Regions from separate parts of the Homo sapiens genome. Here region 1 is linked to region 2. A link is a contact called in ENCODE Hi-C or POLR2A ChIA-PET data. All regions are on one chromosome and are shown on one strand. Each heading gives the region's core, a stretch centred on a gene start or an enhancer-like site at or near the end of the contact. The rest is flanking DNA. Distances are from core to core; before and after follow the strand shown. Region 1 holds the start of GSX2 (GS homeobox 2). Region 2 has its middle 70 kb from the start of CHIC2.

The links. Hi-C counts contacts between places; a loop is a spot of excess contacts on that map. ChIA-PET counts read pairs that join two places held with the same protein, here RNA polymerase II (POLR2A). Pooled maps may share reads with other maps.
Region 1: a loop to region 2 is called in a map with no recorded cell type, with 2.3 times the contacts of the local background. The contact joins the promoter of GSX2 here to the enhancer-like site in region 2. A Hi-C loop is called at or near these places in 1 of 37 single-sample maps with no recorded cell type and 1 of 50 pooled maps. POLR2A ChIA-PET finds 5 or more read pairs at or near these places in 5 of 52 experiments (HCT116, HEK293, T-cell and 1 more).

What each region holds. Positions count from the first base shown.
Region 1 is chr4:54,098,020-54,101,532 of GRCh38, forward strand. GSX2 (GS homeobox 2) reads left to right here and starts at 2,144. Exons shown (of 2, transcript NM_133267.3): 1 at 2,144-2,899. The coding sequence starts at 2,326. RefSeq lists enhancers at 1,988-2,778, 2,779-3,513.
Region 2 is chr4:53,992,814-53,996,127 of GRCh38, forward strand. No RefSeq gene overlaps it. Among named protein-coding and RNA genes, the nearest start is that of CHIC2, 70 kb to the right of the region's middle. Within about 2 kb of position 1,743, at least 2 of the 41 ENCODE cell types and tissues checked have a DNase peak (open chromatin) inside an H3K27ac peak, as active enhancers do.

The DNA of each region.
Region 1 (3,513 bases), core at 894-3,393, 110 kb after region 2:
AAATGGTCTGCACATGGGTGCGATTTCTAGGACTTTAGCATAGGAGCTCTTCCTCTGAACACATCCCAAACTGCTGGGAACATTGTGACTCAAACCATCAGCCCAAAACAGACTGTGGATAACCTGGGACCTAACCCAGAGGAGGAAAAGAGAGAAAGCTATTATTCTTAAAGAGTATCTGTATCTATATCTATATATGCTTGTATAGTTGCAAAGTGAATGGGGGGAATCGAGTCATCTATTTGGACAGTTTAGGACTGTAAAAAATATCCTGCCATTCAGCAGGGTATGTTTTTTATTGCCATTCTCCATCAGTGGCTCCAAGCCTTCTTCTTGGGGCTGAAATGATTTCGGGGATTGCCTAGATCCTCCAGTCATGAACAAGGGCGGGCTGGGGTGAGCCTGAGCGTCTGCAGACCTTGTGGTACAAAAGTAGTTACAGCTGAGCTGCCCCATGTTAAGCCCTGAGACTCCTTAATTGTTGTCACAAGATGTTGGATTAGCACATTTCTGGAATAGCTGTCTGTTTACACTCCAGAGACCCACCGTCCACTAACCGCTTTCTAATTGAATTCTAATCACATTCAAATAGCTCAATAACCAGCCTCAGCTGCAATTCATAAAACTTTAATTGCCATCCATAAATCCTGGGCTCCCCAGAGCCGGGCATCCCTACAACCCAATTACACTTCTCTAGCAGGCAAGAGAGACTGTCACAGAGATGGAGAGGGGAAGACAGAGGATGGAAAGATAGAGCCGTGCCTCTAGCTAGTGCTCTCCTGGATTTGGGCACCTTGTTCTCTCAGGTGGAGGGAGTCCTGTCTCTAAGTTTCTTAGCACCATCATGAACTCAGGATTGAAGTTAGCTGCTCTGGAAAAAGGATCAGACTTCTAACTATTGCCCAACCACATGGCCCCAGCCCGCTTTTCTGCAGGGGGAAATGAAGAGAGAAAATGGCCACCTCTGCTGCCTTGCCTTCTCCGAAGATAAATAGTCCCAATAGTTTGGCAGCCACCCTCTCTCGGGCAGTAAGGGGTGTGCAAGACTTCCATGGACCAGAGAGAGTTCCCTTACAAAGCCACTTCTGCCAATCAGAGGCAAGATTCCCTGGATGGCTGAATCCTCTTCATCCTTTTTAGGTTCTTAAGATGCAGAGGAAAGAGTGCTTCCTGGTTAGCCTTGCTAAGCTGCCCATGATTGGTAAAAATGAGGGACAGGAAATCCTCAGACCCAGAGCGAAGGTCTATCTAATCCCTGCTGCGTCTTTAGGAGGGCTTGGTGTTTGAGGTCCTCCCTCCAAAATCTTCAGGATGGAGTTTGTAGGATTGCCCTGGAATGCCATGGTGTTACTACTTGGAGAAAGAAAAGGGTGACTCTTCAACATCTCTCTCTCTCTGCGGAAGTGGGAGGTGCCGATCAGAAAGGGAAACAAGGAAGGGTCGTTGGTCTGAGTGGCCCCAGGAGGGCCCCAAGTACAAAGACACTTCAGACCTTGTCGAACATCAGCATGAAAAGCTTGACGGTTTCTTAGCTGGGAGGCCTCACAGTTCTGCGCCGGACAGTCCTGAACTAACCACCTGAATGACCTCTGCCAAGTCCAAAAGCTGTGGACAGGGGTAGGTGTAACCGTGGCCAGAGCTGCGCTCAGGGACTGGACGACTGCCAGTCCGTCGCCCGCACAATCCTGCTCCAAACCGCAGGCCTCACACTTCACCGCGCCGCAGCCACCCCTACCACAGAGGAGCTGGAAACACTGAGCATTCCTATTAAATAAGCCTCCAAGTCCCCACCTGGTACGCTTTGCGGTGGGGCGTGGGGAAGAGTTGGGCTGCGGCCAGGGTAGCGAGAGGGGGTGGGATGGAGGATGCAGCGCTGTGATTTCTCAGTAAAGCGTGGAGAAAGAGGGGGAGGAGGCCGGCCTCCCCGGGAAATTAACAAAACCTACACTTTGCAAAGTCTCCCCCATCCCCCTCCCCCGAGTTCTTCCCCGCCGCGCGCCCGCCCCTCCTCGCGGCTTCTGTTGTGACTCGGGCAGCCTATCCCGAGGGTGCGGAGCTGCCGAGGAGCCTGAGCCGAGCGGTACTCCGCAGCATCACGTGCCAGGGTGGGGGGCTATAAAATACCCGAGCCGGGGCGCCGGGCGGGGGACGTGAGGACCAGCCCTCTCCGGGGACCCCTTTGTTCCCAGCCCAGACGCCAACACCTCTGCGTCCCCAAGGGCTTGACTGCCCGTGTCTGCGCGGCTCCCAGGGCAGAGCTTAGAACACTAGAGGAGAGGGGTCGCCGCGAACTGCCGGGGCTTCCAGCCACCCACCCCTCTCGACATGTCGCGCTCCTTCTATGTCGACTCGCTCATCATCAAGGACACCTCACGGCCTGCGCCCTCGCTGCCTGAACCGCACCCCGGGCCGGATTTCTTCATCCCGCTTGGCATGCCGCCCCCATTGGTGATGTCCGTGTCCGGCCCCGGCTGCCCGTCCCGCAAGAGCGGCGCGTTCTGCGTGTGCCCTCTCTGCGTCACTTCGCACCTGCACTCCTCTCGGGGGTCTGTGGGCGCCGGCAGCGGGGGCGCAGGGGCCGGGGTTACCGGGGCCGGAGGCAGTGGGGTGGCAGGGGCCGCAGGGGCACTGCCTCTGCTTAAGGGCCAGTTCTCTTCGGCTCCTGGGGACGCGCAGTTTTGCCCGCGGGTGAACCATGCGCATCATCACCACCACCCGCCGCAGCACCACCATCACCATCATCAGCCCCAGCAGCCTGGCTCGGCCGCGGCGGCGGCAGCAGCAGCAGCGGCGGCGGCGGCCGCGGCGGCCTTGGGGCACCCGCAGCACCACGCACCTGTCTGCACCGCCACCACCTACAACGTGGCGGACCCGCGGAGATTCCACTGCCTCACCATGGGTAGGGCGGGGTCTTGGGGCACCTGCGCTCCGCGCCTTTCGCGCTCCTGGAGCAAACTTTCCACCTCCAGTGGAGGAAGTGGGAGCCCGGGGACAGGGTGAAGAGAGAGGACGGGCTTTTAGTGTAACCGTAGAGTCAGCCACAGAAGTTCCACGAAAGTGGAAGTTAGTTTGCCAGCTTCTCCACTCAGCCTGGTGCGTTTTACTCCTAGTAGTAGGTGCTCGAGTATTGCCTTATTAATACTGGGGCCTTAGGGACCTCGAACGTCACGGCGGATAAACCAGAGGTTAACTGCTTGGGATTTGGGGTGGGTGTGTTTGAACCTGTGTGGCATCCCCGCGTCGGGGCGGCTAAAGCGTCTTGACGTTTTTGGCTAAGCCTGCGCGCTTCTCCGCTTGGCTCAAAGGGAGGCGATCAGATAGTGCAAGCCCCCATCCCTCTTTAATCCTGTGACTTCGCATCCTGCGCATCGAAGACCTTTATTTGCTTTGCACGTCTCTTTTCTTCCCCGCTAAGCAACCACGTGCCTTGAAATGGGAAAGGGATACAGATGTTCGGCTGGGCTTCCCCGGGTGGGTCCCTGAAATGCGTCCTGGTTAGCACATGGGGTGGGA
Region 2 (3,314 bases), core at 493-2,992:
TTTTAGAATTGTTCCTTAGGATACTTCTTAAGCTTTAACTTTATGCCAGGCATTGTGCTAAGTGACAGAAAGAGAAAAGCAGCCCTTGGCATCCAGGACTTGGCTTGTTATTACCAGCTAGGCCTTGGTGTTCTCCTGTTGAACATAAACAATCTCACAGAAGACCATCAGTCAAGGTTACTCTGTGACCATGATGAAACAGAAAAGACCTCTTCACATCTTGTGTAATAAGACAAAAACAAAGTCGCAGTGCAAAGCACAAAATACTAAATATGAGTGACTGCTGCTTCTTTACAAATTACGGCTTTCACTTAGCTTCGTGTCTCCCACCTCCTAAATGAGATCTATTCAGACCAATCATAAAATTACCCCACTTCCTTACAGAATCGAAATCCAGTGCAAACTCTTGCTTGAATCCTTCCCAAATCACTCATCACAAGCCCAAATCCTGAAAGAAGGCCTTTCCAGCACTCAGGAATCCCTACAATGTATCTCTAGTTTCAACAAACAAAAAAACCCAACTTTGTTCAACTCCTTGTGTGTTCCTAGTGGTCTCCTGTGTTGAGTGGCATTACCAGTGGAATATATGCATTATATTGTGTAATCCTCATAAGTACTTCTTGAAACAGGTACTATTAACAAATCCATTTTACAAATGAGGAAATGGAGGCACAGAGCTGTTAAGTAACATTTCCAAAGCCACACAGCTGGAGAGTGGCAGAACCAGAATTAGATTCCAGTCTGACCCCAGTGAGATTCCCTGATAATGTTCCAGATAATTATTTAGAATTGTTAGTAGGCTAGTCTTTCAGTTTAACAAAGGGCAAAACAGTCTTTCTATACCTCTATTCCTTCGATCTTACATACTCTTTGGTCTCATTGCTAAACAGTGAAACAGTTGAGTTCTTTATTTAAGGAATTTTTACTTGCTAGCTTTACAGGTTAAAACAAATTAACATTGGAGCTTGCTAATTTTGGCTTATTTCAGGGTCAGAATGAGCTTCATCAATGACAGATTTGACCAGGTCCACTCACATTCTCAAAATCTTTCAATAGCTTCAGGCTAGAGTCAAAAAAATTTCAGCATGATACACTTGTCCCTTCTCCCTTTCCTGACCTTATCTCTTGATGCTTCTGCACAATTCATTAAACAGGTATTTTGTACCAGACCATCTCCCCATATTTTCCAATCATACAGAAATCATCAGTACTTTTTTAACACAGCCTTTTCATGTGTTAAGCTTCAACCCATGCAACCTATGACCTTTCCACCCCAAATATATTGCTCCTTTGAAGATCCACCCTATCACTTACTTTCCTTGATTATTAGCACTTTTCATACCATGTTACATGCTTATTCCTCCAGCCTCAACTCTTTAGAAACCAAAAGGCATTATTCTCTTTGCTATCCTTTATACTTGGCATGATGCCCGAGGTTGGGCCAAGCTTAGACCTTAGACCATTTCTTCACCAAATTCAAATGTCTCCCATTTCTTTAGTAATTGGTATGGTTTGGGTCTGTGTTCCCCCACAAATCTCGTGTTGAACTGTAATCCCCAATGTTAGAAGAGGGGCTTTGTGGGAGGTGACTGGATCATGGGGGCAGATTTTTCCCTTGCTATTCTGGTAATAGTGAGTTCTCACAAGATCTGGTTGTTTATAAAAATGTGTAGTACCTCCCCCTTCATTCTCTCTTCCTCCTGCTCTCGCCATGTAGGAAGTGCCTGCTTCCCCTTTGCCTTCTGCCATAAGTTTCCTGAGGCCTCCCCAAAAGCCAAGCAGAAGCCGTCATGCTTCCCGTACAGCCTGTGGAACTATGAGTCAATTAAACCTCTTTTCTTTATGAATTACCCAGTCTCAGGTACTTCTTTATAGCAGTACAAGAACAGAGTAACACAGCAACACATTTCTAGTTCTGTTACTGCACTCAAAAAATCTAAGTTTAATAAATTGTGCATTAGTCATAATGGAGGACAATTGGTTTTCAGATTATTTTCCAAAAATTTATTGTGGATCAGAAGATAACTGGATTTTTTGGATGTGTGCTTCTCAACCAGCAATGTAAGTTCAATAGGTCTTTGGGTTACAGCAGTGTCAACTCTTAAAGTAAACTACGATTTTTTTTTTTTTTTTTTTTTTTTTGAGGAAGTCGTCTTCTGCTTTGCCAGGCCACTGGTTATACATGATTAGGGGACACAGTGTAATAATGAGTCTCCTTGATAACTAGTAATAATGAATCCTAATACCAAAATGCCAATACCAAAAACAAAACACCTCACAGTAGAATGATTACTTGGGGAAGCAGACTGAAGAGCATAGGAACTAGTTACTACTCTCTTTTGTATATTGAAACTTGAAATTGATGCAAAAGCAATAAAAATATTCTTTAAAGCTAAAAATGTAGTTGCTGGGGATAACAGAAATAAAGTCATACAGCTAGTGTGAAATAACTGAGACAATTTATCTATTTAAATATAATGGGCTGTCCTATGAAGAAAAACATATCAAAAGAGTGGCTTTTAAGCATAGATTAAAAAAATTGGTCCAGATTCCTTTCAGTTTCAGGAAAAAAGGTTAATCATGTATTTTAAAACTGTTAAAACTAGGGACAAAGAAAACACACTTGGCATTAAAATGTCAGTAAGTTTTTGAAAAAGATTACCTTGGAAAAGCAATTTTTGTGAGTAAATAAATTTGCTGTAATAGTATGTTCTATCTTCTTCATATTAGCAGTCTCCTATTTCTATAGGATTTGTTTAAAAAACTTCAACAATTATATCAAAGTTTCAAAAAGTTCAAAGCCTTAAACCTCTTGTTGAAGAAAGCAAAAGAACCATTTTGTCAAAACAAACATAAAAACTCAAATTCTGAAATCTAAATGTTATTCCAAGACTATGATTGACTTCCTCTATCTCGCCAACACTTTTAACTATTTAAAAATTGTCTTTTTCGTTGTATTCCGTTTTAAGCTGTTATGATTTTATATATCACCCCAAAATACTCTAAATAATTTTTTTTTTTTTTTGGCAGGGGGACTGGGTCTCATTGCTGCCCAGGCTGGAGAACAGTGGCGTGACCACGGCTCACTGCAGCCTCAACCATCCTGGCAGCTGGGACCACAGGTATGCACCATCATTCCCAGCTTTTTTACATGTTATTTTTATTTGTAGAAATGGGTTCTCCCTATGTTGCCCAGGCTGCTCTCAAACTCCTGGGCTCAAGGGATCCTCCCACCTTAGCCTCCCAAGTAGCTGGGACTACAGGCGCATACCACCATGCCTGGCTAATTTTTAAAAGTTTTTTTAGAGATGGGG